Linked DNA regions of Homo sapiens: region 1 is linked to region 2. A link is an interaction called in ENCODE POLR2A ChIA-PET data of the cell type or tissue named here. Cell type or tissue: endothelial cell of umbilical vein. All regions are shown on one strand. Each heading gives the region's core, and the rest is flanking DNA. Links, peaks and the distances in the headings are about the cores only. Region 1 overlaps SLC12A2 (solute carrier family 12 member 2). Region 2 overlaps CCDC192 (coiled-coil domain containing 192).

The links. Peaks named below come from ENCODE experiments on the same cell type or tissue, not always from the same donor. Only the 100,000 strongest peaks of a DNase experiment are listed, where the experiment ranks them.
Region 1: POLR2A ChIA-PET joins it to region 2 with 6 read pairs; 1 of 35 experiments calls an interaction of 5 or more read pairs at or near these places.

Annotation. Positions count from the first base shown.
Region 1 is chr5:128,118,717-128,135,295 of GRCh38, forward strand. SLC12A2 (solute carrier family 12 member 2) reads left to right here. Exons shown (of 27, transcript NM_001046.3): 5 at 12,351-12,490; 6 at 15,449-15,559. Among named protein-coding and RNA genes, the nearest start is that of SLC12A2, 43 kb to the left of the region's middle. In endothelial cell of umbilical vein, for the core only: no CTCF peak of the experiment used is centred there; no DNase peak of the experiment used is centred there; H3K27ac peaks cover 461 bases.
Region 2 is chr5:127,714,905-127,731,483 of GRCh38, forward strand. The region is part of intron 2 of CCDC192 (coiled-coil domain containing 192); the gene reads left to right. Among named protein-coding and RNA genes, the nearest start is that of CCDC192, 20 kb to the left of the region's middle. In endothelial cell of umbilical vein, for the core only: no CTCF peak of the experiment used is centred there; a DNase peak (open chromatin) is centred at 8,867.

The DNA.
Region 1 (16,579 bases), core at 4,394-12,393, 400 kb after region 2:
AACTATTGAAATAATTTTTTTTTAATTCCAACTTCTGTAAAGCTTTTACTTGATAAGAATACCTGTGAAGTATTGTTTCCCAACAAATTAAATCTGAATCACATTATGCCAATATCTCCAGGAAACATTTTATAGAATATCCAGAGGAGAGAGGAACTTTTTAAATGACAGCATAGGGTGATGACAGAAAATTCCAGACTGGGAATCTCTATGGAGCAAGGAACCCTTCTTATTCAAGGCTCGAAAAAAGATGGAGAGGAGAGTTAATGGTTTAAAACAAACTTGGGATTCAATGTGTAGGTATGAGTTTTGTTTGCCATTTTAGCTATAAACTATAAACTATACTTCTTGGTGGTACCAAGAATCCCTGAGTTGGATTTCCTACAGCTCAACTGCTAAGATTTGATTTTGACTGCCTACCTTGTAAGGGCTACTTAGAGAGGACGGTAATAGAGCTAGAATTATCCAGAGGACTGGTGTCTTAAAAGGAAATGGAAAAATGCTGTGGGAAGAGTGATGTCTGGTGAACCCATCTGAACTTTTTGTAGACTGAAAGTTGACTATTAAGGGAATTAATGAGGAAATAAATTTTCTTAAAACACTATTCAAAGGTTGGGGAACATTATGTTTATTGTTTAGTAATTTTAATTCAAAGAGCCCCATTTTAAACTTGATGCATAGTTTTTAAAAATTAATGTTAACTAGTTTCAGCTTTCTACATGTGGCTATCCAGTTTTCCCAGCACCATTTATTAAATAGGGAATCCTTTCCCCATTGCTTGTTTTTCTCAGGTTTCTCAAAGATCAGATACTTGTAGATATGCAGCATTATTTCTGAGGGCTCTGTTCTGTTCCATTGATCTATATCTCTGTTTTGGTACCAGTACCATGCTGTTTTGGTTACTGTAGCTTTGTAGTATAGTTTGAAGTCAGGTAGTGTGATGCCTCCAGCTTTGTTCTTTTGGCTTCCTTACACCTTATAAAAAATTAATTCAAGATGATTAAAGACTTAAACGTTAGACCTAAAACCATAAAAACCCTAGAAGAAAACCTAGGCATTACCATTCAGGACATAGGCACGGGCAAGGACTGCATGTCTAAAACACCAAAAGCAATGACAACAAAAGCCAAAATTGACAAATGGGATCTAATTAAACTAAAGAGCTTCTGCACAACAAAAGAAACTACCATCAGAGTGAACAGGCAACCTACAGAATGGGAGAAAATTTTCCCAACCTACTCATCTGACAAAGGGCTAATATCCAGAATCTACAATGAACTCAAACAAATTTACAAGAAAAAAACAAACAACCCCATCAAAAAGTGGGCAAAGGATATGAACAGACACTTCTCAAAAGAAGACATTTATGCAGCCAAAAGACACATGAAAAAATGCTCATCATCACTGGCCATCAGAGAAACGCAAACCAAAACCACAATGAGATACCATCTCACACCAGTTAGAATGGCAATCATTAAAAAGTCAGGAAACAACAGGTGCTGGAGAGGATGTGGAGAAATAGGAACACTTTTACACCGTTGGTGGGACTGTAAACTAGTTCAACCATTGTGGAAGTCAGTGTGGCGATTCCTCAGGGATCTAGAACTAGAAATACCATTTGACCCAGCCATCCCATTACTGGGTATATACCCAAAGGACTATAAATCATGCTGCTATAAAGACACATGCACACGTATGTTTATTGTGGCACTATTCACAATAACAAAGACTTGGAACCAACCCAAATGTCCAACAATGATAGACTGGATTAAGAAAATGTGGCACATATACACCATGGAATACTATGCAGCCATAAAAAATGATGAGTTCATGTCCTTTGTAGAGACATGGATGAAATTGGAAATCATCATTCTCAGTAAACTATCGCAAGGACAAAAAACCAAACACTGCATGTTCTCACTCATAGATGGGAATTGAACAATGAGAACACATGGACACAGGAAGGGGAACATCACACTCTGGGGACTGTTGTGGGGTGAGGGGAGGTGGGAGGGATAGCATTAGGAGATACACCTAATGCTAAATGACGAGTTAATGGGTGCAGCACACCAGCATGGCACATGTGTACATATGTAACATACCTGCACATTGTGCACATGTACCCTAAAACTTAAAGTATAATAATAATAATAAATAAAATAAATAAAAATTAATGTTAACTAATTTGAGATAATGCCTGTTTATTTATCTTGATTCTTAACTGAATTATAACGTGTTTATATTTTATTAATTGAATAATGTTTTATTCTTATCTTGAAAATTATGTGTTTGCAGCTTTGCGGAAGTGTGAATTCAGTGAATTTTCCCTAGTGTTATGTACATTTTGCCATAGGAGAGATTTAATATTACTAATTAATTTTAACTTTGGCTTTAACAGTACATTTTAGAGATTAAACAGATATCAATCTAGAAAAGTTGTACTTTGTTATTAACTTGTAAACAAATGTAATAATGTCCAACTTTAAAGTCTCATGTAATGGAAACATGCAAGGTTTCTGAAAAAGTCAAAATGTAGAAAATAAAACATGCTTAGTTTCAGGCTTGATTCAATTTTAGTACTGATGTGGGGTACTATTTTTTTATTTTTATTACCGTTTTTTTTTGAGACAGAGTCTTGCTCTGTTGCCCAGGCTGGAGTAAAGTGGCACGATCTCGGCTCACTGCAAGCTCTGCCTCCTGGGTTCACGCCATTCTCCTGCCTCAGCCTCCCGAGTAGCTGGGACTACAGGTACCTGCCACCACGCCCGGCTAATTTTTTGTATTTTTAGTAGAGATGGGGTTTCATTGTGTGAGCCAGGATGGTCTCGATCTCCTGATCTCGTGATCTGCCCGCCTCAGCCTCCCAAAGTGCTGGGATTACAGGCTTGAGACACTGCGCCCGGCTGATTTGGGGTACTATTTAAAGTTACTGGAAGCAGATTAGAGAATCATCACTTAAGTTCTCTGCCTTCCACATAAGAATAGCAGTGCCAAGGAACTGATAACGTTTACTTTATTTCTGTCATAATCCCTGCCTGCAAGACACATTAATGCTTTTCAGATTATTGCAGGCTACAGGGATTTTAGAGCCCTTTCCTGTTCTACGAATCATAGCAGTGTTCTTGAGAGCTTGGATTTTATAGAGTTTCCACGGATCTGTACAACAGGTTTTGCAACTTGGATGGTGCTGGCCAGCAGCCACCTTCACTCAGATCTGCATTTCCTAGATTACACAGACCAGAGTTGTCCCATCTTTAATTAATCCATGAATTTAGACTCATTCATAGAATAGAGGACAACTGCAGGCAGCCGTTCATAAGATGAAGACTGTAAATTCTTGGTTTTAATTAATACTGTATTATATGAACTGAGCAATACAAAGGAAAGTTTCCTCAACCACTTTTTGCTTGGGGGCATTTAGTTGACTAAGTTAAAAGCAGAGGTCAGTATCTTTTCAGATAAAAGCCTTGGTTACATAAAACTTCAGATAGGTAGTTCTGAAGTTTCCAAAATCTAAAATCAACATAAACTTGCCTATTCCATGATGAAGTTTTATGTTACTTGTACTTTAGTCAATCAGCTGACAATTGTTGAGCATTTTGTGACAGACACTGGGTTTTTAACAGTGAAAGACAAAATGCTATGTTATTGGAGTTTACATTGAGGTAATAATAGTAGCTATTATTTTTTGAGAACTAACTGCTAGGCATGATGCCATGGTGTTGACATACATTATCTTATGTAATGCAACATTGTGGTTAGTCACATTTAACATTTACATGGATAGTGAGAACAAAAAATCAATTATACCCATTTTTTAACAAAATTAATTTTTATGCAGATTCTGCTTGTGAATTTTTAGAATGTCTACATAAGTCACAATTTTATGTACTCATATCTTTTACTTTTCTCTGAAATAATTGAGTACCTCCTCATTTTTGTAAATAGATAAAGCCAAAAACATTGGAAATAAGGAAAAACTTTTTCCACGTACTGTGACAGAAAAGTGCTTTCTGCATTTGAAAAATCAGATTATCATTGATTGTCAAATTTTTTTGTTTTATCCATTGTGTAACTATTAGTTCCTACCATTATCAAGCAAGGAGTTCTAAGTTAGAATTCAGCTCCATAGTTCCTTTTTTTAATAGCTAGTTTCTTTGAAATTATAACTTTTCAGATCAATGAAATGTTTGAAGCAGCTGTAAAACACAGTTGTATTATGAGGTTTATTAAATTTAACATAACTTTATGTTTTCAGTTCAGTAAAACACTATTTGTATTCTACAAATAGCTCAGATACGAATCTGGCAAGTAATAGAATTTTCAGCATGGGTTTTTTCTTTACTCATTGGTGACCTTTCAGTTTTGCCAGTTTATGCAGTTTATTATTAATACTTCAGCTTGGTTCCAAAATTGTTTGCTGCAGAATTAGGGTTATATGTCTTTGCCTCTTGTATCTTAAAATTTAATTGAATTATTCTGGTGATCATTCACAATAAGATAACACCTAATCCTGGTTGGAAGATTCCATGTTTGTCACCTCACCTTTCCCTATTTGATAAAATAATGGCAATAAAATAGAGAAAATTTGCCAAACATTAAGAGGCAAACTCCTTATTTTTATTTGTAAACCAGGATACTGGAATGTATTTCATTATTGTCACCCTTTGATTCTTTCCTCAATACACCAAGAAAACTTTATTTTTACAAAATTTTCACTTTCTATTCCAACCAACAGTGAGTTTCACTTGTTCCGTATCTGTATCCTCACCAACAGTTGGTATGGTCCTTTTTATTTTTCATTCTAGTATGTGCGTAGTGGTATCTTAGGATAGTTTTCATTTGTGCTTCCATAATGGCTAAAGATGTTGGGTATCTTCTCATGTACTATAAGTGTCTACTCATATTTTGAAGGGTTATTTATTGTATTGAGAGTTCTTACTATTGAGTTTTGAGAGGTTCTAGATACAACTACTTTATCAAATAAATGATTTATAGTTTTTTTGTCTTGAGTATATGGCTTGTCATTTCATTCCTTCAATGGCATCATTAGAAAAGTAGCTTATAGTTTTAGCTATGTCCAGTTCATCACTTTTTCCTTTTTGGATTGTGCTTTTGGAATGGTATCTAAGAAACCTTTCCCTAGCCTGGGGTCTCAAAGATTTTCTTCTGTGTTTTCTTCTAGAGGTTTTACAGCTTTAGGTTTTCAGCTAGATATATTACCATTTGTAGCTAGCTTTTGTATATATTGTGAAATGTGAATCAGTATTCATATGGATATCCAGTTATTCCAGCACCGTCTGTTAAGGTGATCTCTTTTCTGTTTACTTACCTTTGTGCTTTTCTCAGAAATTAATTGACCCTACAGTGTGAGTCTATTTCTAGACTCTGTGCCATTCCATTCATCTTGGCAAAAGCCCTTGTGACTCTTAACACCATTCATGAAGTTCTGCACATTAGGTAATAGCAATACTACTAGGATCTGTTTCTTGTTTTACACACTTCTGACTCCAAATGTGTGGGTTTTCCCCACACAAACCAATTCCCCAACTTTCTGGACACTAATTGGGTATCCAACAATTTGATTAAAATTTGACACTAATTTCCCAGAGTTGTTGCAGACCCTATAGGTTAAGAGCTGCATCTCACAAGACTACTCCCACTTCAAATGCCAGTTGCAATTCCAGGCCTCCTGTACCTCTGACCAACTGGCTATATATTGGGGGTTTCCACAGCCCCTTCCTCAGGTTTGATAATTTGCTAAAATGGCTCCTAGAACTTAAGAAAACAGCTTACTATCATCAGTTTATAATAAAGGCTACAACACAGAAAGAGCCAAATAAAAGAGTTGAGTAAAGGATGGTATGGGAGAAGGGATGCAGAGCTTCCATGACCTCTCCAAGTGCCATCCTCCTGGCACCTCTGTGTTCACCAGCCTGAGTTCTCTAAACCCCTTTGTTTATAGTTTTCCATTATATAGCCACGATTGATTAAATCATTGGCCATTAATGATTAGCTCAATTTCTAGTGCCTCTCCCTTCTCTTCTCCCCTAAGGTGTGAGGGGTGGGAGCTGGGGTGGGTAATGGGGGTATTGAAAGTGCTAACCCTCTAATCACATAGTTGTTCCTCTAGCAACTAGCACTGTCCAATCCGGAAGCTATGTAAGGGCCCACCAAGTCACCTTATTACCGTAAACTGAGGTAGATTTGAAGGGGCTTATTTTAAATAACAAAAGATGCTTTTCTCACCTGATCAGTAAATTCCAAGGGTTTTATAAGCTCTGTTGCAGTAACCTTGGATGAAGACCAAATATATATTTCTTCTTACATCACAACATCACAGCAAGGAAAATAATTTCAGTATTTTGCCTGAGTTTAAGATGGAATTGTGATCGGGCTTTATTTTTTCCAAAGGATTTTAACTCTTAAAACAATAATAAGAGATAGGTCAGGCAGTCATTTTAGTTTTGATTTTAGTTATGGGACTAAATAACAGATTGCTCGAGTCTTCTCACAGCTTTACTGTTCACCTATGGCTTAAAGTCACAGATTCTGAATCTCAGCCTTACTGCGTGTGAAATGAGAAGTTTAGTACCAGGATTCTATGAGGCCACACCTACAGACCACAGTGGAAGTGTATGGAGAGAGTGGTAGGTGGCAAGGAGGAGTTTGGGCTATTTGCTTGATGTTCAATGATGAGGAGCATCTTTTTATGTGTTTACTGGCCACTTGTACAATCTTCTTTTGGGATGTAGTCACATCTTTAGCCAATTTAAAAATTGGATTGTCTTTTTGTTACTGATTTGTAGATTTTTCTATATATCTAGTTATGTTATTCGGTTTGACATATATATTGTGTGTATTTGTTCTCAGTCTGTGGCTTGTCTTACCATTTTTATCATTTTCTTAATCATGTCTTTCAGTGAAGAGACGTTTACCATTTTGATGAAGTCCGGTTTCTCTTTTTTTTTATGCTAGTGCTTTGTTCATGGTAGAAATATTTGCCTATCCCAAGGCCATGAAGATATTCTCCTATATTTTCTTCTAGAAGCTTTATAGTTTCAGTTTTTAGATTTTTATCTGTGGACAATCTCAAATTAATTTTGGAGTATAATGTGAGATGGAGAGTGTAGTTGTTTTTCTCCCTACCCTTCTTGCCCCCATCCTTGTACACATATCCACTTGTTTTGGCACCATTTTTTGAAACAGCTATCTGTTTCTTATTGAGTTGTTTTTGATACCATTGTTGAAAAATCAGTTGTCTATCATCTGGACTGAATTCTGTTGCATTGATTTGTTTGTGTATCCTATGCTGGTACTATCTTGTATTGATTGCTTAGCTTCACAGTAAGTCCTAAGTCTTCTAACTTTGTTCTTCTTTTTCATAATTGTTTTGGCTTTTCTAGATCTTTAGCATTTTCATATAAATTTTTGACTTAGATATGCCAATTTCTGCCCAAAAAATTGGATTAACAACCTAAATATATAAGGAGCTCAAACAACTCTCGGAACAAAATCTAATAATCCAGTTTAAAAATGGGTAAAAGATTTGAATAGACGTTTCTCAAAAGAAGATATACAAATGGCAAGCAGGCATATGAAAAGGCACTCAACATCACTGGTCATCAGAGAAATGCAAATCATATAAAGAAATCAGGCAGTAACAGATGCTGGAGAGGATGTGGAGAAAATAGAACTCTTGTACACTGTTGGTGGGAATGTAAATTAGTATAACCGCTATGGAGGACAGTTTGGAAGTTCCTCAGAAAACTAAAAATAGAGCTACCATATGATCCAATGCTGTGTATATACCCAAAAGAAAGGAAATCAGTATATTGGAGAGATAGCTGCACTCCCATGTTTGTTGCAGCACTGTTCACAATAGCCAAGATTTGTCATCTGAATAGAGATGGTTTTTACTTTTTCTTTCAAATCTCTAGGACTTTTCCTCTTTTTCTTGCCTTTTGAACTACCTAAGACCTATGGAACAATGGTGACTAGAAGTGTTGAGAATAAACATCCTTTCCTTGTTCCTAGTCTTAGAGGGAATGAGTTCAATATCACTGTTAACTATAAGGTTTTAAAATGTCATTTGTCAGATTTAGTTCTATTTCTGAGTTGCTGAGCATATTTATCCTAAATGGATGGTGAATTTTGTCATGATTCTCCTGCATCTGTTGAACTGTATGTTTTTTTTCTTCCCTTATTCTATTATCACAACCTACATATATATATATATATATATATATATTTTTTTTTTTTTTTTTTTTTGCATCTAAAACAACCTAGCATTTGTAGGATAAACTTCACCGGGTCAGAGATATTATCGTTTCTGTCGAATTTTACTTGCTAATAGTTTAACAATTTTTGAGTATGATCATAAGGAATATTGGTCTGGAATTTTTTTTTTTTTTTTTTTTTTTGAGATGGGGTCTTGCTCTGTCACCCAGGCTGGAGTGCAGTGGCACGATCTCGGCTCACTGCAAGCTCTGCCTCCCGGGTTCGTGCCATTCTCCTGCCTCAGCCTCCCGAGTAGCCGGGACTACAGGCACCCGCCACCACGCCCAGCTAATTTTTTGTATTTTTAGTAGAGACGGGGTTTCACCGTATTAGCCAGGATGGTCTCCATCTCCTGACCTTGTGATCCACCTGCCTCGGCCTGCCAAAGTGCTGGGATTACAGGCGTGAGCCACCGTGCCTAGCCTGGAATTTTCTTTTTTTATAATAACCTTACTAGGTTTTTATGTCAGTATTATGCTCATCTTATGTGTTTCCTTTTCCTCTATTTTCTGAAAGAGTTTGTGTAAAATTGATCTTATTTCTTCCTCACCAGTGAAGCCATCTCTGCCTATAGTTTTTTTTTTGGCAGGAGTGCTTATCACAAATTTAATTTCTGTCATACTATAGGGTTACTTCAGTTTCCTGTTGCAGTCACACTTCTGCCACATTTTGTTTTTCAAGGAATTTGTGTATTTCATCTAGTTGCAAAATCATTGTAATCAAGTCATTTAATATATTACCTTCTTAACTTTTTGATGCAATAGGATTTGTAATGACATGTCCCTGCTTTCATTCCTAATTTACTTTTTTCTTCTTTGTTCTTGATTAGCTATTGTTTATCAGTTTTTTTTAATATTTAAGAATAACTTTTGGCTTTCTTCTTACTGTTTTTTCCATTTTAGATTTTATTTACTCTTTTTCCAGTTTCTGAAGTTAGAAGCTTAGATTATTGATATATCCTCATTTTTTAGTATAATCATTTAAAACAAATTTTACTGTAATTTCTGTTAGGTATATCTCACTAATTTTATGCTTCACTTTTCGTTATCAAATCAGTTCAAAATACTTTCTAATTTCGCTTGTGATTTATTTAAAAGTGTGTTATGTAATTTAAATATTTAGGGATCTTTCATGCATCTAATATAGTTCTGTTGTGGTCAGTAATATACAGTGTGTTATTTCAGGTTTTTGAAATTGAGACACACTTTATGACTGAAACCAGTTTTTAATGTTAGGCTTTTGATTAGCCTAGTTAGGGTTTTGATTACTGATTGGACATTTAATAAGAATTACCAGGGCATATATCCCCAAATCAAGATGTAATAAAGATGGAACTCAGTATTGTCACTACTTAGTATCTCTGGCATCTGACTAATTATGTTCTTTACAGTCAGAGTTTAGGGTAGTTTATGACCAATTATGAGACCCCATCAGGACTTTTTTTCCATATTGATGTCTGTGTTTGCTTGATCAACAGATTTTTTTAATAAAATTATTTTCTATGTCTTCAGCATTTTTAGCGATAACAGAAAGGCTGATTTACAAGAGTTTATCATACATACTGTATTGGTAAGCAATTAAGTCAAGGAGACCTGAGTTTAAATACAGTTCTTTACTTAGCTGCTTACATGACCTTAGCCAAATTACTTAACCTCCCTGAGCTGTAATTTTCTCATTTGTAAAATGAGGATGACAACAGTACTTTAGTAGAATTAAGTTAAATGTGTAGTATTTAACAAAATAAGGTGTATACCTAGTCTGTGCTGATTAGTAAAAAAATAACACAGCCTTTCAGAGTGGTAGATCTTTAAAAAAAAAAAAAAACCTCTAGGAAATAGGAATGGAAGTGGGAAGGAATAGGGCAAATAACTGTTGATTTTCATAAGAAGTAATAGATGATGTGCAGTTGTTTTTACATTCTTATCCATGTGTCACTTCCTTTTTCTTGAAAACAATACAAATCTTTTAAAATGTGAGTTTTACATTTTAAGTTTCTGTATTTGTGAAAGACTTTTAAATCTTTTGAAATCTCACATTTTATAAAATCAAAACTTTAAGGCACATAACATGAATTTCTTGCTTTAATAGGTCCTATTGGTGATATTTCTGATTCTAAAGTTTGTATTGTCAACTACTAAAGACAAGAGTGTTGACTAATTTCAATAACTTTTCTTTGTGACTTCATTTTCTCATCTATAAAATCAGGATATACTTTGTTTTAATTCATTTTTGCTATTGGGAGTAGATGAAATAATTCATTAATTTTTAAAACATACGTTAGATAAAGGCTGATAATTATACTATTGTAGGGATTTTACTTGTGATTAATTATAATGTGATGTAATATAGTCAAAGATCTTTGACAAAATTGTCATTATATAAATTAATTGGAGTTTTTAGTGTTCAAGAATATTTCGTGGAAAATTTTAAGTCATTTTTATCTCAAAATCATGAGGCTAATGTTAAATGGTTAGGTTGCTTTTTTTTTTTTCATTTTCAGGATCATGAAAACTAAGAAAGTTTTATAGTGGATGGGTTTAAAGTGTAGAATATTTTGAGCAAATTGATAGGAATCAACTAGAAAACCTGTTACAGGTGTTTTCCAAAATGAAGTTTGCATCATTAGTACTTTAACTGTAGAATTTTTTTGTTGGTGCATTTACCTTCTTTATACTGGGTGAACAATAGAAACAAATATTCAGCTGTTTAATGACATTTCACTATATGGTCTCAAGTATTTAATCAGTTAATAGAAATATGTATATAGCTTTATGTAACTTCAGTAGTATTAAAACCAAGTTTTGATTGTGACCTAATGGCCAAATTTAAATTAGAATTTTAAAAGAGCTCTTAGAGACTTCAGGTAAGCATTAGATTGTCTCTGAATCATAATACTGATTTCTTTTTTAAGTTAGAAAAAATAACTTGCTTCTTGATAGCTCATTTAATATCTTTGTTTATTCTGCCATTTAGACAGGATTTACTGGGATACAAACTACATCTCTTTGGAATACCATTATATGCTCTTGTGAGACTTTGTTTTTTTTTTTTGGTCTTGGTATTCACATTACCACAAATTGTCTTAATTAAGTAATTAAAATCATACCAACTGTGATTTAGAAGTTACATTAAGGCTGGGCGTGGTGGCTCACACCTGTGATTCCAGCACTTTTGGGAGGCTGAAGTGGGCAGATCACTTGAGGTCAGGGGTTTGAGACCAGCCTGGCCAACATGGTGAAACTCTGTCTCTACTAATAATACAAAAATCAGTCATGTGTGTAATCCTAGCGCTTTGGGAAGCTGAGGTCAGGAGATTGAGACCATCCTGGCCAACATGGTGAAACCCCGTCTCTACTAAAAATGCAAAAATTAGCTGAGCCAGGTGGCGCACGCCTATAGTTCCAGCTACTCAGGAGGCTGAGGCAGGAGAATCACATGAACCCAGCAGGTGGAGGCTGCAGTGGGCCGAGATCACACCACTGCACTCCAGCCTGGGTGACAGAGCAAGACTCTGTCTCAAAAAAAAAAAAAAAAAAAAAGTCCGGTGTGGTGGCACGCACCTGTAGTCTCAGCTGCTCAGGAGGCTGAGGCACGAGAATTGCTTGAACCCAGGAGGCAGAGGTTGCAGTGAACCAAGATTGCACCACTGCACTTCAGCGTGGGCGACAGTGAAACTGTTTCTGAAAACAAAAAAAAAAGCATAAAAATAAAAGTTACATTAAGATTAAATATATTAGAAATTCATTGGGAAATGATCTCTTGGGATCTGTGAAGGGGAGGAGGCTGTGGCCCATTTTAATCTAAACTTTAAAAGATAAAATGGGAATTCAAATAGGATGATTTTATATTTGATATTGGGAGCATTATCTGGATGTTGTGAATTGTTAATACGTGTTTTGTGAAATATTCTTTTTAGGTATTTCTGAAAATACAGTCACTCACTTGCCTCTTTAACTGCTCTGCTTATTGGGGGCATCTGCTTTGTGAATTCATGTATAATTAAAGGATAATTTGGCATTTTAAATCCTAACTTTAGTACCTGTTTTTTTTGTTTGTTTGTTTGTTTTTAGGAGGAGCATATTATTTAATATCTAGAAGTCTAGGGCCAGAATTTGGTGGTGCAATTGGTCTAATCTTCGCCTTTGCCAACGCTGTTGCAGTTGCTATGTATGTGGTTGGATTTGCAGAAACCGTGGTGGAGTTGCTTAAGGTAATTCACCTTCCTTCTAGTCATTCGTTTACCAAATCTTTATTGAGGGATTATATGCCGATCACCATGTTAGAGGTTGGGAAAGCAGTGATATGATGACCAAGAGATTCGTCCTTCATAAAGTTTACTACAGGAGATAGGCAAAGAACAAAATACTATTAGAATGTCAGCAGTGGGCCGGGCGCGGTGGCTCGCGCATGTAATCCCAGCACTATGGGAGGCCGAGGCGAGCGGATCACGAGGTCAGGAGATCGAGGCGAGCGGATCACGAGGTCAGGAGATCGAGACCATCCTGGCCAACATGGTGAAACCCCATCTCTACTACAAATACAAAAAAAAAAAAAAAAATCAGCTGGGCGTGGTGGCAGGCACCTGTAGTCCCAGCTACTGGGGAGGCTGAGGCAGGAGAATGGTGTGAACCCAGGAGGTGGAGCTTGCAGTGAACTGAGACGGCACCACTGCACTCCAGCCTGGGCGACAGAGCAAGACTCCGTCTCGGAAAAATAAAGAAAAGTACAGCCGGGCGTGGTGGCTCATGCCTGTAATCTCAGTACTATGGGAGGCAGAGTTGGGCGGATCACCTGAGTTCGGGAGTTTGAGACCACCCTGACCAACGTGGAGAAACCCGGTCTCTACTAAAAATAAAAAATTAGCCTGGTGTGGTGGCGCATGCCTGTAATCCCAGTTACTCTGGAGGCTGAGGCAGGGGAATTGCTAGAACTGGGGAGGCAAAGGTTGCGGTGAGCCGAGATCGCGCCTTTGCTCTCCAACCTGGGCAGCAAGAGTGAAACTCTGTCTCAAAAAAGAAAAAAAGAAAAATACAAACATTTTTGTATGGTTCAAGCACAAAAGCAGCAAGACATTTAATACTAGAGAGAGAAAAAATAATCAGGAGAAGGGTCTTATTTCCATTGAAGTTAGGGTCTTGTTTGGGATTGGGGGGCGTGACATGCTCAGATTTGGGATGTAGGGAAGTATCTGACCATGGTACGGAGAATGGACTTGAGGAATCACAAATGGAAATAGAGACCATTTAGAAGGTTGTAGGTGTCCTGGGAGAGGAGATGGTGGCTTATATTAAAACAGTGACTTGTGGAGCGGGAAAGATGTGGGCGAATTTGGGAGATTTTAAAGAATTTGAAGGATTGGATTTGATAATTAATGGGATGTGAGAAATTAGAGAAATAGGAGGATTTCAAGTTTATACACAAATTTCTGACTTTTGGATTTAGATGGAAGATAATGCCATTTGCGGTGTGATGGATAACACAGGACAGTTTAGTTTGAATGTGTTAACTAGAAGAACCATGAGTATATCCAAATAGAGCTGGCTGTATTGCTCTGGAGTATAATTAAAGAAGAGTGCAATAGGATTCCTCAAATATTATTAAATGAGAGGAACCTCAAGTGACACCTATAATTGCTCATGTTAGGTTAGGTTGTAACTATTCTACAGTAGTAAATGGTACATAAGGAAGTATAAAATCTGACAAGGATTGACACCTGCGTTGACATTGACCTTTACATGTTTACACCAAAGGGATGAAGAAAAAGGGCTATAATACCATGAGTAAGCAATGTACTCATTAGAGTTTATATTCTTTCATTGTTTAATTTAGTGTATATTTTTATTTGATAGTCAAAGTTTAAGGTTTACTCTATGAAGTCTTATCAAAGTATTTAATTAGGGTTTATACATGTTTTTGTTTCATGGAAAATTTAACTTAGAGAAATATGAAATTTCAAACATTTTAAACTACATTTATTATATAAAATATTGAGCTATAGCAGTAGTCTTCTATTACAATCATAGTCCATGAATCTAAAAGCCAGTCAATAGATACATTTACACTAGTACCGTTTTTTTTCAAGTAATTCTCAGATATGATTTTCCAAATGCTATAGGGAATTTCAACGATCAGATTAATTCAAGAGATGTCGAAATCAAATTTAAAAAAACACTAAAAAATTTTTTTGCAAAGTAAAAAGTATGTAGCTTTATGAAATTGAATGGGACCCTTGAAGGTGGACAAGGTTGGGAAATGACTTTTCCTACTGTGTTGATTAAATATTAACACTTTCTATGCCTTCAGTTGACAAAAGCATCTTTGGATCTTTGGATCTAGGGGTTTTTCCACCCTAATATTTGTATTAAGGTCATTTATCTGGAATTCAAGTAATTTTTTTCCTCCCTTGTAATTGACTTTTATGAAATAATTTCTTTTGAAAAGCATTAACAAGATTGCTTTTTCTTAAAAGAAGCAAATTGATAGGATTATTATAATCTGTACTTTAGTCAATTGCACAGAATATAGTCGTCCTGAGTTATCAAAACAACTAAATTATGTTTTAGTTTTTTTGTGCCTTTTATTACCTTATTTGAGAAGTGGTAGTAATTGATAAATAGCTTTTGCTTAGTTAACTGGGATATCATAATCTTTAATTTTATCCTAGATGGGAATCTTTTAAAAATGCCATTGATATTAAACTACAAATAATTTTGTTTGCAGAGTGGAAACAGTGTGTTTTTGGACAGCAGCAGGAAGTTGTGCTTATCACTTACTCTCTCACAGTATAAAAGACCTTTAAAAGCATGAGTTCACTAATCACAATAAATACAAAATATATTTCTGCTATATAACTTAAAATTCTAACTAGCAGTATTAGTTATAACTTTTTTACTTCTTTGTTAGCAATTCCTTTTTTGATTTATTGAGTCTATATTAAATATAGAAGCATTAATAATCATACATTTATGTCATCAGATGCTTGAATGACTAACACCTCAGTGGTAAATAGTAATTTGTTCCTTTAGGTCTTCCATTTATTCCTTAAGCAACCATTTATTCAACTTCTTCATGTAAGGCACCGTAATATCTCTAAAATGTTTCAAAAGGAGTGTGAATGTGTATAAAAATAACTAGTATTGCTTATTATATTTATGATTCCTTTTTCTAGGAACATTCCATACTTATGATAGATGAAATCAATGATATCCGAATTATTGGAGCCATTACAGTCGTGATTCTTTTAGGTATCTCAGTAGCTGGAATGGAGTGGGAAGCAAAAGTAAGTTATGATAGGAACACCTGTAAATATTTAATACGTAAACTTTTAGAGCTTATGTTTTGGGAACACTCTGAAGTATGGTAATATTTCCAGATTCTAATGGTACCTAAGTGGCCATTTTCACAAATGTTTATGTATAAGGTTATTTTCTACTTGACAAGGCAGAGAATCTTTGGAGATAACACTCAGCCTAGGATCTAGTTAAACACAGTACTTTGTAAATTTTGAATTTCCCGCCTTCTCGCCCATCCTCCAGTTTTGCAGTATGTAAAAATGCTGAGGTCAGTGTGTTAGTCCAAATTAAACGTTTGGCTTTGTAATTTATTTAAAAGTTCAACTTAGACATGGGGCAGTAAATAAAAGTTATTGCCCACATGAGGTTAGAGAAGTTATTCTTGCTATTGAAATTTCAGAAGTTAGGACTACCAAAGCCAGTATCATTGTTTCTGGAAAAAATTGCTAAAGTCACATGTTACCCATAAGCAGAGCACCCAGAAGTGTTTTTGTCTCTTTGAGAATTAGAGCATCATAGCACAGCTGTAGTTTCCCAAGTAATGGATATCCACAAAGGTGTTTACTTTTGAAGACCTTATAAAAGTCACATATTTGTGCTATATATGATATGATAATGTTTACCAAACCAAAAATTAGGAAAGCCTGAAAGAATAATTTTTTCAATCTTGTTCTTTATTGTAAAGTCATATTAGTGTAAAATTAAATCATTTATTTACACATTTTACAAATTGACTGTATGAAAATAACAGAATTTTATACCACCTGGGACATGATTAGCATGTATGTAGTTCCATTTCCCACAGATGACACCGTTTTTCATGAGTGTTCAGGTTTATTGAGAGGTTGAGAGTGGAGAAGGGGAAATGGTAGTTTTCATAGATTGTTCTTTCCTTCCAATCCCATTGCTACTTGAATTTCCCTCCTGTATATTGTCATCTTCTTTCTGTACTTTTTCTTATTTTCCTGTAGCAATCACACACTCAACATTATGTTTGGACCATGTAT
Region 2 (16,579 bases), core at 4,937-12,936:
TGTTAGCAATTTGTCTTTTGAGAAATGTCTATTTAGGTCTTTTGCCCATTTATAATGAAATTATTAGGTTTTTTTTTTGCTATTGAGTTGTTCAGTATCCTTATATATTCTGGTTATTAACGCCTTGTCAGATGCATACTTTGTGAATATTTTCTCCCATTCTGTAGGTTGTTTCTTCACTATATTGATTACTTCCTTTGCAATACAGAAGCTTTTCAAATTGATGTAATCCCATTTGTCTAATTTTGCTTTTGTTACACATGTTTTTGAGGTCTTATTCAAAAAATCCTCACCCATACCAATCTCACAAAGTGTTTTCCCTATTTTTATTCTAGTGGTTTCATAGTTTCAGGTTTACATTTAAGTCTTTAATCCATTTTGAGTTGATTCCTGTAAGTTGGAAGAGATAGGAGACTAGTTTCATTCTTCTGCATATGGATGTCCAGTTTTTCCAGCACCATTTATTGAAGAGACAGTCCTTTCTTCAGTGTGTATTATTGGCAACTTTGTTGAAGCTCAGTTGGCTGTAAATGTGTGGATTTCTGTATTTTATGCCAGTGGCATGCTGTTTTGTTTACCATTGCTTTGCAGTATATTTAGAAGTAAGGTAGTGTGCCTCTAGCTTGGTTCTATTTTATCAAGATTGCTTTGGCTGTTTGGAGTCTTTTGTGGTTCCATACCAATTTCAGTATTGTTTTTTCTATTTCTGTGAAGGATACCATTGGTATTTTGATAGGGATTGCATTTAATCTGTAAATTTCTTTGGATAGTGAAGACATTTTAACAATATTAATATATGTCCATGAACATGAGAAATCTTTCCATTTATTTGTGTACCCATTTCTTTCATCAATGTTTTGTAGTTTTTATTGTAAAGATCTGTTTTTGTGTAAAGTCTTTGAAGTTTCATATACAAAAGATCATGTCATCTGTAAACAGGAACAATGTGATTTCCTCCTTTGCAGTTTGAAGGCCCTGTATTTCTTTCTACTGCCTAATTGTTTTGACTAGGGCTTCCAGTACTATGTTGAATAAAATTAGTAAAAGTGGACATCCTTGTCTTGTGATTTTAGTAAAAATGTTTTCAACTTTTCTCCATTCAGTATATTAGATATGGCTTTGTCATATATGGTCTTTATTGTGCTGAGGCAGATTCCTTCTATACCAAATTTGTTGAGAGTTTTTATCATGAAGGGATGTTGCATTTCATCAAATGCTTTTTTTTTGCATCTGTTGAAATGGTCATATGTTTTTGGCCTTCATTCTGTTGATGTAATGAGTAATGTTTATTGATTTGTGAATGTTGAACTCTCCTTGTATCCCTGGTATGAATCCCACTTAATCATGATGAATATTCTTTTTGATGTGCTATTGGATTGGATTTGCTAGCATTTTGTTGAGGATTTTTGCCTCTATGTTCATCAGGAATACTAGCCTGTAGTTTTCTTGTTTGTTGTGTCCTTGCCTGGTTTTGTATCAGGGTAATGCTCACTTCATAGACTGAGTTAGCAAGAATTCTCTTCACTTCAATTGTTTGGAATAGTTCAAGAAGAATTGATATTAGTTCTTCTTTAAATGTTTGGTAGATTTCAGCAGTGAAGCTGTCAGGTCCTGAGCTTTTCTTTGATGGGAGATTTTTATTACTGATTCAATCTTCTTATTTGTTATTGGTCAGTCCAGGTTTACTATTTCTTCATGTTTTATTCTTGATAGGTTGTATGTGTCCAGGAAGTTTCTCTTTTTATATTTAGGTCTATAATCTCTCTAGAAATTTCCCTCAGCTGAGGGAGCTCCAATTTACCACAATTACCTGCCCCACCTCCTTCTTCATAGGATTAACCTTCATTCAATGACTTCTGATGCAGGGCCATAAGATGTGACCTCCTTGCTTTGATTGGAAACAGTTTTGAAGGGCTATCCCAGCTCCATATCTCCCCTTGGAATTGGCTGAAGCCTCTGTTGTATTTTTCCTTCTCTCCTTACTTTATAGGGGCCATCTCCAATAAGCCTTCTGCAGCAAAATCTTTCAGACTCTGTTTCCTGGAACCCTAACCTCATACAATCACAAATATCAGAATAAATCATAACCTAATGAATGAGGTTGTGTGAATAGAAATTAATAAGAAATATTAAACAGCCATAGTGTTATCACTGAAAGCAAGACAAAAAATATGAATAGAAACTGTCATTGTAACTGACAGCCCTTTAGAGAAATCTTTCTTAATATATATAAGAAATTAAATGAATATCTGCTTGCAAACTTCAGGGAAGTAAAATATTTTATTTAACAAATCATTGCAATGTTCATATATTCAATTTTAAGAATTTACTTTTTGCCACAAAAGGACACAAATAGTATGTAAATTGAATCTTTATTTCTAGATTCTTCTGCTAAAGGTAAGTAATGTTATTTTCCCAGATCTTATTTACCCACATTATACTCTCCTGTTCCCATTCTGTTCCCTGCTCCTATGAACTATATTCACCCAATTTAAATAGTGTAGCCTAAATTCTCTGCAGAAAAAAGCTTCTGAAGATTTTGGCTCAAGCAGTGCATAGAAAGGTAGTAGTAATAGTATCCTTGTAATTGGGATTTTTTTTTTGCCTGATATCAAGAAAGATCAAAATTTCAATTAATTTAATTTGATTATCATTAATTTTTTGAACTTTACCTGCTGCAATTGACTAAATTCTTAATATTTTATTTACCTTAATAATTTATTTCTCCTTCATAAAACCCATTAAAGTTGGGAAGCAGAAGGTCTCCAGGGAACTCTCTGGATGGACACTTAACCTGGGAATGCCTTTCTGCAATCTGGGCAGCAATGGGTAGGAGGGGGAAAATTGTCATTGTGAGGGCTCTATCCAGAAGTTACACATATAACTTCTGCACTCCTTCATCAGCCAAAGAAGTCACATAGTCCCAAAAACTTCAGGCTTGTGGAAGTAAAATCATATTATGTGCCTGGGAAAAGTTTTAGAACTATCTTGTGACCAGAAAATTATAGCAATATAAAGCTAGACAAAAAAAAAAAAAAAAAGAAAACAAGAACAAAACAAAACAAAAAAAACACAGAATTAAATCTAAGAAGGAAGCATTATCTCCAGAAGTTCTCACTTTAATAATAAGTGCTATTTAACTTGAGAGCAGAGGCCATAAAAAAGATCTTAGTGATTTAAAATGAGGTTGGCCAAATATCTGGGAAGTGTCCTTTAGAAAATGATCCTTCACAAACAACTGGGCAAGACGACCTATTTCATTTTTAATTTACATGATAGTGCAAATGTATAAGAAAAAAAAGGTCCTGTCTTCATGCAAATGTGTTCTTTTAATTTTTTTAAATGTCAACAGACAAAGAAATTTAGAAAACACGTGGCACTGAAACAGATTGTTTACAGACAGAATGTTTTTCAGAATTTCCCCAAGAGGCACCAGTGGTGCAAAGAACCTCTATAAATGGAAGCATCTGAGTGTCTCCAGATTTGTTTCATCAGATACCCATGACATTTTTTTCTCCATTTGGCTCCTTCAAATGGCAAAAAGTTCCTAACAACTGGCATAATTTGAGGAAAGCATACTAATTTGTGCTGTGTAGTGCTGGCACATTTTATTCTCTATGAGGGTGTTGAGGAGTTTGTATGTATAGAAGGAAGGGAATTTGGTAATGTGAAAAAGGGAGATAAATATACATCCTTAGAGTTTAAGGGTTACTCTGTACTAACACTTTGAATAAAATCAGATTTTATGTGCAACTTGCTCATCCTCTGGAAACTGAATGTTTAGATCAGGGAAGACTGGGCAAGGGGAAGCCAGTTTTGAGGATCATCTTGTTAAAAATATTTAAAAATTTTTAATTGTTATGGGTACACAGTGGTGTGTATATCTATGGGGTACATAAGATGAAATATTTTGATACAGGCATAAATATATAATAATCACAACAGGATAAATGGGTACCCATCACCTCAAGCTTTTATATTTTATTTGTGTTACAAACAATCCAATTATACTCTTTTAGTTATTTTTAAATGTACAATAAGCTATTATTGACTGTACTCACCCTGTTGTGCTATCAAATACTAGATCTTATTCATTTTCTCTAACTACATTTTTGTACCCATTGACCATCCTCACTTCCCCACACAGACCCCTTCCAGCTTCTGTTAGCCATCCTTCCACTTTTTATCTCCATGGATTCAATTGTTTTAATTTTTAGCTCCCAAAAATAAGTGACAGCATGCAAAGTTTGTCCTTCTTGACAGGTTTATTTCACTTAACATAATGTCCTCCAATTTCATCCATATTGTTGAAAAGGACAGGATATCGTTCTTTTATATGGCTGACTAGTACACCATTGTGTACATCTACCACATTTTCTTTTTCTATTCATCCGTTGATGGACACTTAGACTGCTTCCAAATCCTGGCTATTGTGACTAGTGCTGCAATAAATGTGGGAGTGCATGTATCTCTTCAATATGCTTGTTTCCTTTATATTTTATATATACATACATATATATATATATACACACACATACATATATATACATACATATATATACAGACACATACATATATATATATATATATACACACACATACATATATATATATATATATACACACATACATATATATATATATATATATATATACACACATACATATATATATATACCAAGCAGTGGGATTGCTGAATCATGTGATAGCTCTATTTTTTGAGAAAACTCCTGTATTAGTCCATTCTCACATTGCTCTAAAGAACTACCTGAGACTGGGTAATTTATAAAGAAAAGAGGATGAACTGGCTCAGGGTTCTGCTCATGGTTCTACAGAAAGCATGGCTGGGAGGCTTCAGAAAACTTATAATCATGGTGGAAGTTGAAGAAGAAGGAGGCACGTCTCGCATGGCCAGATCAGAGGAAGGGGCGGGGGAGGTGACACATGCTTTTTAAACCACCAGATCTCATGAGAACTCACTTACTATCATGAGAACAGCAAGGGGGATGTCCACCCCCCGATCCAATCATCTCCCACCAGACTCTTCCTCCAACATTGGGGATCACAATTCAACATGAGATTTGTGCTGGGACACAACTCAGACCATATCATTTCACCCTCACCCTCCCAAATCGCACGTCCTTCTCACATTGCAAAATACAATCAACCTTTCTCAACAATCTCCCAAGTCTTAAATCATTTCAGCATTAACTCAAAAGTCTACAGTCCAAAGTATCTTCTGAGACAAGATAAGTCCCTTCTGCCTATGAGTATGTAAAATCAAAACCAGTTAGTTACTTCCAAGATACAATGGGGGTACTGGCATTGGGTAAATACTCCTATTCTAAAAGGGAAAAAATCAGCCCAAACAAAGGGGCTAAAGGCCCCATGCAAGTCCAAAACTCAGCAGGGAAGTCATTAAATCTTAAAGCTCCAAAATGATTTCCTTTGCCTCCATGTTTCACATCCTGGCAACACTGATGAAATGGGCAGAATCCCAAGGCCTTGGGTAGCTCTGCCCCTGTGGTTCTGCAGGGGACAGCCACCATGGCTGCTTTCATGGGCTGGCATTGAGTGTGCCTGCAGCTTTTCCAGGGGCACGGTGCAAGCTGTTGGTGGATCTACCATGCTGGGGTCTGGAGGATGGTGGCTGTCTTCAAACAGCTCCACTAGGCAGTGCCCCAGTGGGGACTCTGTATGTAGGCTCCAACCCTATATTTCTCCTCCACACTGCCCTAGTAGAGGTTCTCCATGAGGGCTTTGGCCCTGCAGCAGACTTCTGCCTGGACATCCAGGCCTTTCCATACATTCCTTGAAATCTAGGCAGAGGCTCCTAAGCCTCAACTCTCATATTCTGCACCCACAGGCTTAACACCACATGGAAGCCTCCAAGGCTTACAACTTGTACCCTCTGAAACAACAGGCTGAGCTGTATCTTGGGAACTTTAAGATACAGACCTTAAGATGGCTGGGCCTGGAGTGGCTATAGTGCATGGCACCATGTCCTGAGGCTGTACAGAGCAGCAGGACCTTGGGCCTGGCCACAAAACCATTCTTTCTTCCTTGGCCTCCAGGCCTATGATGGGAGGGACTGACATGAAGTTCTCTGAAATGTCTTCGAGGTCTTTCCCCATTATCTTGACTATCAACATTTGGCTCCTCTTTACATATGCAAATTTCTGTAGCTGGCTTGAATTTCTCCCCGGAAAACGGGTTTTTCTTTTCTACTACGTGGCTGGGCTGCAAATTTTCCAAACTTTTACACTCTGCTTCCCTTTTAGATATTAGTTTCAGTTTCAGACCATTTCTTTGCTCATGCATATGACCATATGCTGTTAGAACCAGCCAGCGCATATCTTGAATGCTTTGCTGCTTAGAAATTTCTTCCACCAGATACCCTAAATCATCTCTCTCATGTTCAACATTCTACATATTCCCAGAGCAGAGGCAAAATGCCTCCAGCTTCTTTGCTAACATATAACAAAACTGACCTTACTCCAGTTCTCAATAAGTTCCTTATCTCCATCTGAGACCACCTCAGCCTGACTTCATTGTCTATATCACTATCAGGATTTTGGTCACAACCATTCAAGAAGTCTCTAGGAGTTCCAAACTTTCCCTCATCTTTCTGTCTTCTTCTGAGCCCTCCAAACTCTTCTAACCTATGCCCATTACTGAGTCCCAAAGCTGCTTCCACATTTTCAGGTATCTTTATAGCAATGCCCCACTCCCAGTATCAATTTTCTGCATTAGTCCATTCTCAAATTGCTATAAAGAACTACCTGAGACTGAGTAATTTATAGATAAAAGAGGTTTGATTGGCTCATGGTTCCTCAAGCTGTACAGGAAGCATGGCTGTGGAGGCCTCAGGAAACTTGCAGTCATGGTACAAGGCAAAGGAGAAGGAGGCATGTCTTGCATGGCTGGGGCAGGAGGAAGAGAGAAAGCGGGGAGGTGCCACACACTTTTAAACAACCAGATCTCATGAGAGCTCACTCATTATCATGCGAACTACAAGGGGGAGTAAGCCCCAATGATCCAATCACCCCCCACTAGGCTCCTCCTCCAACACTGGGGGTTACAATTCAACATGAGATTTGGGTGGGGATACAAATTCAAACCATATCACCTCCATACTGTTCTTTATAGTAACTGTACTAATTTACATTTCCACCAACAGTGTATGAGGGTTCCCTTTTCTCCACATCCCTGCCAGCATTTGTCATTGCCTGTCTTTTGGATAAAGGCCATTTTAACTGGGGTGAGATGATATCTCATGTAGTTTTGATTTGCGTTTCTCTGATGATCAGTGATGTCAAGCACTTCTTCGTATGGCTGTTTGCCATTTGTATGTCTTCTTTTGAGGAATGTCTTTTAGGATCTTTTGCTCATTTTTAATTAGAGTACTTTTTTTTTTTTACTATTGTTTGAGCTCCTTATATATCCTGGCTATGAATCCCTTGTCAGATGGGTAGTTTGCAAATATTTTCTCCCATTTGTGGGTTGTTTCTTCACTTTGTTGATTATTTCCTTTGCTATACAGAAGCTTTTTAATGTCATGTGATCCCATTTGTCAATTTTTGCTTTAGTTCCCTGTGCTTATGGAGTATTACTCAAGAAATATTTGCCCAGAACAATGTCCTGGAGCATTTCCTCAATGTTTTCTTTTAGTAGTTTCATAGTTGAGGTCTTAGATTTAAGTCTTTCATCCATTTTGATTTGATTTTTGTGTATGGCGAAACATAGGGGTCTAGTTTCATTCTTCTCCATATGGATATCCAGTTTTCCCAGCACCATTTATTGAAGAGACTGTCCCTTCTCCAATGTATGTTCTTGGTAACTTTGTCAGAAATGAGTTTACTGTAGATGTATGAATTTATTTCTGCATTCTCTATTTTGCTCCATTTGTCTGTTTTCATTTTTGTGCCAGTATCATGCTGTTTTGGTTACTATAGCTCTGTGGTATAATTTGAAGTCAGGTAATGTGATTCCTCCAGTTTTGCTCTTTTTGCTCAGGGTATCTTTGGCTATTCTAGGTCTTTTATGGTTCCGCACAAATCTTGGATTTTTTTTTAAATTCTGAGAAGAATTTCGTTGTCATTTTGTTAGAGATTGCATTGAATCCGTACATTGCTTTGGGCAGTATGGACATTTTAAAAATATTTATTCTTCCAGACCATGAACATGGAATGTTGTTTCCTTTTTTTGGTATCCTCTTCAATTTCTTGCACTAATGTTTTATAGTTTTCATTGTACAAATCTTTCATTTATTTGGCTAAGTTTATTCCTGGGTATTTTATTTTATTTTTATCTCTTGTAAATGGAATTACTTTCTTGATTTCTTTTTCAGGTTGTTTGCTGTTGGCATACAGAAATGTTACTGATTTTTGTATGTTGATTTTGTATTCTACAACTTTACTAAATTTGTTTGTCAGTTCTAATAGCTATTTTTTATGAAGTCTTTAGGTTTTTCCAAACATAAGATCATATTATCTGCAAACAAGGATAATTTGACTTCTTCCTTTCCAATCTGGATGCTCTCTATTTTATTCTCATCTCATTGCTCTAGGTAGGAGTTCTAGTACTATGTTGAATAACAGTGGTGAAAATGGAGAGACCATCAAAATTAATCAGTCTGACTTTGAAAGCACAGTTCAATTGCTATGATCTGAAGAAAATTACTTTTCAAAACTGTTTAAAATTTCCTTAAGAGAAGATATCATTCGAAGGGGTTAGGACAGTTACTTAATCTAGCCTTTCTCTTTGAGAGGCTTTCTCTGGATACTTGGGGAAGTTGGCAGAGAATGCAGGTGGCAACAGGGTAAATAGCACAAGGATGCAGCCTCTCAGGAAGGAAGTCTGACCTCTGGCTGCCCTCAGTCTCACCAGGCAGATTGCGTAACATCAGCTTAACTTATTTTGATAGTTTTGTTAAACTGAAATTTGCTGCTGGAAATAATAGCCCCAGGTCTTCATGTCAATAGCTAAACTGTTTATGTTAGATCAGATATCAGAGTCCATTGGTTATTTTGAAATAAGTTAAAATATTTCAATCAATGTGGTGTACTATCTGTACTTAGGTTCAGAGAAATGGAGGGTTTTTCTAAGTTTGATTAGAGCTTGCTTCTTCAAGAAGTTGATTGAATGAGGTTATGCATTAACACAGAAAGATGACAAGATAATTTGGATTCTGAAAATTCTGTATCTCATAAGAAAATTTATCACTTACCATTTTTTCAACTCATTTAAGAAGTATTTCCAAATACTCAAAGTAAGTGATTGAAAAATATTTATAATGTTTATTACAATATAATATCCTTCATATATTAAGGTCTTGCCTTAAATACCTAAGGAGAATGCTATAAATTCTAGAACAACCTGCTTTCTCTAGGGCCTATTTCTACCTGCGATCTTCCTTACAATAGAAACATCTATGTCTGTGGTGACTACATTCTGAATCCTATTAATGTTTTTCTTCCAAATTATAGCAGCATTGAGTTTTTGCCTCCTAATGTGTTTTTACATTCTTTTCTGATAATTATGTTATTGAAAATCTAGAAAGAAGTCTTCCATAGTACTTGCTTTGTGATCACTCATCATGTAATGCTCAAATCCAAATGTACTAAATGGTTGGAATTGGTTTGTGGTTTAAAAAAAAAGTCTAGGCCGGGCACAGTGGCTCATGCCTGTAATCCCAGCACTTTCGGAGGCTGAGGCGGGTGGATCATGAGGTCAACAGATCAAGATCATCCTGGCCAACATGGGGAAACCCCGTCTCTGCTGAAAATACAAAAATTATCAGGGTGTGGTGGCACGCGCCTGTAGTCCCAGCTACCTGGGAGGCTGAGACAGCAGAATCGCTTGAACCTGGGAGGCGGAGGTTGCAGTGAGCCGAGATAGTGCTGCTGCACTCCAGCCTGGTGACAGAGTGAGACTCCGTCTCAAAAAAAAAAAAAAAAGAAGAAAAGAAACGTCTAGTTTCAAATATTCAAGTACTTACCCCTATATATACTAGGAAAATAGTATCATCATTCACCATCTCAACTAAAGAAATCCATCTAAATTTTTTCATTTTTAAGTCATTTTTCAAATAATTTACAGAAGGATAAAGGCATAATAGAAAAACTGATTAGAAATTTTAATAAAAGTTAAACATAGCAAAACTCTTTATATCAAATAAAAAATTTGGCACACAAACATTATAAAAGATAAAAGAATATTGTCATATATGCAATTAGCAAAAGAGGAAAGCCCAAATTCTTGTTGCAAAATATGGTGTGATACAGTCTGTCCTGTATGAAGTACTCTATTTTCTTTATTTTCCATAGAGACAGGTTGTTTACTCATTGATTCATGAATTTGAGGAAATTTGTTAAAGTTTGTAGGAAATCATGATCTAAAGATTCATAGTCTATTTCACTTACATGATTGATTCCATCATCAGCATTAGTGTGTAAAGTAGCACTGTCCAACAGAAATATATTTCATGTTATACATGTAATTAAGAAGTTTCTAGTAGCCAAATTGAAAATTTTAAACAGGTGAAATTAAATTTGAATAATACATTTTATTTAATTTTGCATATTCAAAGTATTATTTCAACATATAATTGATATAAAATATTAATAAGATATCTGATATTCCCATTTATTGTACTAAAGCTTCAAAATCAGTGTGTATTTTATACTTAAAACACATCTCAAGTCAAACTAACCATATTTTAAGTACCTGAATGTCACATGTAATTAGTGGCTACCCTATGGGACAGTGCTGGTCTGGAGAGCTTGCTGTAGCTCTTTATATTTGTTTTCTGATTTGTCTAAGAATTGTGAAATGTCTCCCTCTGTCAGTTTTCTTCTGTTTGGTCATTATAGATGGAAAAAGAAAAAATAAGTATTCTAAACTGTGTTCAATGAAGCTAAAAACAACATACACATGGCGTCTCCTCTTCTATACTATCTTGAAAGATGATGCAATACTTTTGGCAACACAGTATAAAATTGAAAGATTATTATTAATTTCACTATTGTATTTGTCTTTCTAGTAGGTTCCATTATTTTTTGTTTTTTTCTTTAGTCTTTTTTTAAGTCATAGTTGAAAATAATTGATGAATAAGAAAAAAATAATTCCTAGTATAACAAAATAGCAAAATGTTTAAAATGTTAGAAAAAGAAGATCACCAAGATCTCACAATATGTCTTAGCTTTATAAAAGGCTCAATGGACTTGTGTGATAATTGCAAGATAGAATAAATTTTATTTTAAAATAAATATATGTTATCTTTGTTCTTTGTAAGACTATTAAGAAATAATAAAATTCACAAAATATCAATTTTTACAGATAGAACTGCTCAAAAAAAGAAACAAAACTATAATTGAGTCCAGTGAACTCCTATGGTATATGGGGGGTTAAATTGCATTAATTAAACAACATGTCGGGGAAAATTTCAGCGACACATTTATTTTTTAGTCCCCCTTTTCTTCTCCATAAGCTTTCATCTCATAGGACTTTTCCCAAGTTTTCTCCTCAAAAATTCTTTGAAAAACTTTCTCTGGTAGCCCCAGTACACAATCTCTTCATCTCAAAAGCCCCAAAGAACCTGTCTAACAAGAAGGTCGCCCAGAGAAGGGGCAGCAGCCATCACTGCAGCTCCAGTCTGCCATTTTCTCCTGTGGGTGCTGGGGAGGCTGGGTGGTTTGGGCCCAGGAGGAATTCCCCACAGCACAGCACAGTGGCTGTGGCAGATCATGACCAGATTGCCTCTTGAGGCTGGACCTCGACCCATCCTTTCTCACTGGTCAGGGCCTCCTTGTGGGAATTTCAGCCATTCTGGCCAGGGGTTTACGGACAGAGCTTTGATCTCCCTGGGATGAAACCCTGGGGTAAGGGGATCTGCAGACTTAGTCTTTCCCCTTGCTGGCTCTGAGGAATCCAGGCAGTCTGGAGGAGTGGGATTCCTCCCACACAGTGCACCCGCTCCACCAAGGGGCCACCAGAGTGCTTCAGTAAGCAAGTCTTTGATCCCATGCCTCCTGACTGGGTGAGACCCTACAACAGTGGTTGCCAGACACATTATACAGGAGCATTCCTGCTGGCATCAGGTTGGTGCCCCTCTGGGACAGAGCTCCCAGAGGAAGAAGTGGACAGCCATCTTTGCTGTTCTGCAGCCTCCTCTGGTGACACCTCCAAGTGTGGGAGGGACCCTGACAAATAGGGTCTGGAAGGGACCCTCAGCAAACCATAGCAACCCTACGGAAGAGGGGCCTGACTGTTAAAAGAAAAACAGGCTGGGAGTGGTGGCTCATGCCTGTAATCCCAACACTTTGGGAGGCCACGAGGCAGACGATCTTCTGAGGTCGGGAGGTCGAGACCAGCCTGACCAGCATGGAGAAACCCCATCTCTACTAAAAATACAAGATTAGCCGGGCATGGTGGCGCATGCCTGCAATCCCAGCTACTCAGGAGGCTGAAGCAGGAGAATCACTTGAACCCAGGAGGCAGAGGTTGCGGAGAGCTGAGATCATGCCATTGCACTTCAGCCTGGGCAACAAGAGAGAAACTCCATCTAAAAAAAGAAAAAAAAAATCAAAAGAAAAGAAAAACAAACAAACAGAAAACAACAGCGTCAACAAAAAGTCCCCACAAAAACCCCATCCAAAAGTCAGCAGCCTCAAAGATCAAAACTACATAAACTCATGCTGAAAACTCAAAAAGCCAGAGTGCCTCTTCTGCTCCAAATGATCACAACACCTCTCCAGCAAGGGAACAGAACTGGGCTGAGGCTGAGATGGATAAACTGACAGAAGTAGGCTTCAGAAGGTGCGTAATAATGAACTTTGCTGAACTAAAGGAGCATGTTCTAACCCAATGCAAAGAAGCTAAGAACCACAATAAAACACTATAGGGGCTGTTAACCAGAATAACCAGTTTAGAGAAGAAAATAAATGACCTGATGGAGCTGAAAAACACAACATGAGAACTTCACAGTGCAACCACAAGTATCTACAGCCAAATAGACCAGGTAGAGAAAATAATTTCAGAGCTGGAAGACTATCTTGCTGAAATAAGACAGGCAAACAAGATTAGAGAAAAATGAATGAAAAGGAATAAACAAAACCTCTGAGGACTATGGGATTATGTAAAAGGACCAAACCTACAACTGATTGGGGTACCTGAAAGAGACGGGGAGAACAAAACCAAGTTGGAAAACATTCTTCAAGATATCATCCAGGAGAACTTCCCCAACCTAGCATGACACACCAACATTCAAAGTTAGGAAATCCAGAGAACCCCAATAAGATACTCCATGAAAAGGTCAACCCCAAGACACATAATCATCAGATTCTCCAAGGTCAAAATGAAGGAAAAAATTGTTAAGGGCAGCCAGAGAGAAAGGCCATGTCACCTACAAAGGGAAGCCCATCAGACTAACAGAGGACCTCTCAGTGAAAACCTTACAAGCCAGAAAAGATTGGGGGGACAATATTCAACATTCTAAAAGAAAAGAATTTCCAAACTAGAATTTCATATCCAGCCAAACTAAGCTTCATAAGCAAAGAGGAAATAAAATCCTTTTCAGACAAGCAAATGCTGAGGGAATTTGTCACCACAAATCCTGCTTTGCAGGAGCTCCTGAAGGAAGCACTAAATATGGAAAGGAAAATCCATTACCAGCCACTACAAAAACACACTGAAGTACAAAGACCAATGACACTATGAAGCAACTACATTAACAAGTCTGCAAAATAACCAGCTAGCATAATGGTGACAGGATCAAATTCACACATAACAATATTAACCTTAAATGTAAATAGGCTAAGTGCCCCAATTAAAAGACACAGAATGGCAGGCTGAATAAAGAGTCAAGACCCATCAGTGTGTTGTATTCAAGAGAACCATCTCATGTGCAAAGACACACATAGGCTCAAAATAAAAGGATGGAGAAAAACTTACCAAGCAAATGCAAAGTAGAAAAAAACACAAATTGCAATCCTAGTTTCTTTTTTTCTTTTTTTTTCTGGAGACAGAGTCTGGCTCTGTCACCCAGGCTGGAGTGCAGTGGCATGATCTCGGCTCACTGCAGTCTCTGCCTTCTGAGTTCAAGCAATTCTCCTGACTTAGCCTCCCGAGTAGCTGGGACTACAGGTGCATGCCACCACGCCTGGCTAATTTTTGTAGTTTTAGTAGAGACAGGGTTTCACCATGTTGGCTAGGCTGGTCTCAAACTCCTGACCTCAGATGATCAGCCCACCTCAGCCTCCCAAAGTGCTGGGAATACAGGCATGAGCCACTGAAACTGGCTGCAATCCTAGTTTCTGACAAAACAGACCTTAAGCCAACAAAGATCAAAAAAGACAAAGAAGGGCATTACATAATGGTAAAGGGTTTAATTCAACAACAAGAGCTAACTATCCTAAATATATATGCACCCAATGCAGGAGCACCTAGATTCATAAAGCAAGTTCATAGATACCTTCAAAGAGACTTAGACTCCTACACAATAATAGTGGGAGACTTTGAGACCACACTGTCAATATTAGACAGATCACAGATCATAGTGACAGAACACTGACAAAGATATTCAGGACTTGAACTCAGCTCTGAATCCAATGGATCTGATATGTATCTGCAGAACTCTCCATGTCAAAACTACAGAATATACATTCTTCTTCGGGTCACATGGCACTTACTCTAAAATCAGTCACATAATTGGAAGTAAAACACTCCTCAGCAAATGAAAACGAACTGAAATCATAACAAACAGTCTCCCAGACCACAGCACAATCAAATTAGAACTCAAGATTAGGAAACTCACTGAGAACCACACAACTACATGAAAATTGAACTACCTGCTCCTGAATGACTCCTGGGTAAATAATAAAATTAAGGCAGAAAACAAGAAGTTCTTTGAAACCAATGATAACAAAGAAACAGTGTACCAGAATCTCTGGGATGCAGCTACAGTAGTGTTAAGAGGGAAATTTCCAGCACTAAATGCCCACATCAAAAAAGATTAGAAAGATCTCAAATCGACATCGTAATACACAAATAAAAGAACTAGAGAACCAAGAGCAAATAAACCCCAAAGCTAGCAAAAGACAAGAAATAACCAAAATCAAAGTGGAACTGAAGAAGATAGAGACACAAAAAACCCTTCCAAAAATCAATTAATCCAGGACCTGCTTTTATGAAAAAATGAATAAAATCAATAGACCAAAAGCTAGACTAATAAAGAAGAAAAGAGAGAGGAATCAAATAGACACAATATAAAATGATAAAGGAGATATTACCACTGACCCCACAGAATATACAAACAACCATCAGAGAATACTATAAACACCTCTATGCAAATAAACTAGAAAATCTAGAAGAACTGGGTAAGTTCCTGGACATATATATCCTCCCAAGACTGAACCAATATGAAGTTGATATCTGAATAGACCAATTACAAGTTCTGAAATTGAGGCAGTAATAAATGGCCTACCAACCAAAAGAAGCCTAGGACCAGACAGTTTTATAGCTAAATTCTACCAGAGGTACAAAAAGGAGCTGGTACCATTTATTCTGAAACTATTCCAAGCAATTGAAAAGGAGAGACTCCTCCCTATCTCATTTTATGAGGCCAACATTATCCTGATACCAAAACCTGGCAGAGATACAACAAAAAAAACTTTAGGCCAATATCCCTAATGAACATTGATGCAAAAATCCTCAATAAAATACTGGCAAACCAAATCCAGCAGCACATCAAAAAGCTTATCCACTATGATCAAGTCAGCTTCATCCCCAGGATGAAGCCTGGTTCAACATATGCAAATCAATAAATGTAATTCATTACATAAACAGAACTAAAGACAAAAACTACATGATTACCTCAATAGAAGCAGAAAAGGCCTTCAATAAATTTCAACATCACTTTATGTTAAAAACTCTCAATAAACTAGGTATTGATGGAACATACCTCAAAATAATAAGAGCCATTTATGACAAATCCACAGCCAATATCATACTGAATGGGCAAAAGCTAGAAGCATTCCCTTGAAAACAGGCCAAGACGAGGATGCCCTCTCTCACCACTCCTATTCAACATAGTATTGGAAGTTTTGGCCAGGGCAATCAGGCAAGAAAAGGAATAGAGCATATTCAAATAGGAAGGGAGGAAGCCAAACTGTCTCTATTTGAAGATGACATGATCCTATATCTAGAAAATTCCACCATCTCAGCCTCAAAGCTTCTTAAGCTGATAAGCAACTTCAGCAAAATCTCAGGATACAAAATCAATATGCAAAAATCACGAGCATTCCTATACACAAATGATAGACAAGCAGAGAGCCAAATCATGAATGAACTCCTGTTCACAATTGCTAGAAAGAGAATAAAACACCTGGGAATACAGCTAACAAGGGGAGTGAAGGATCTCTTCAAGAAGAACTACAAACTACTGCTTGAGGAAATCAGAGAGGACACAAACAAATGGAAAAACATTCCATGCTCACAGATAGGAAGAATAAATATCGTAAAAATGGCCATACTGTCCAAAGTAATTTATAGATTCAATGCTATTCCTATTAAAATACCA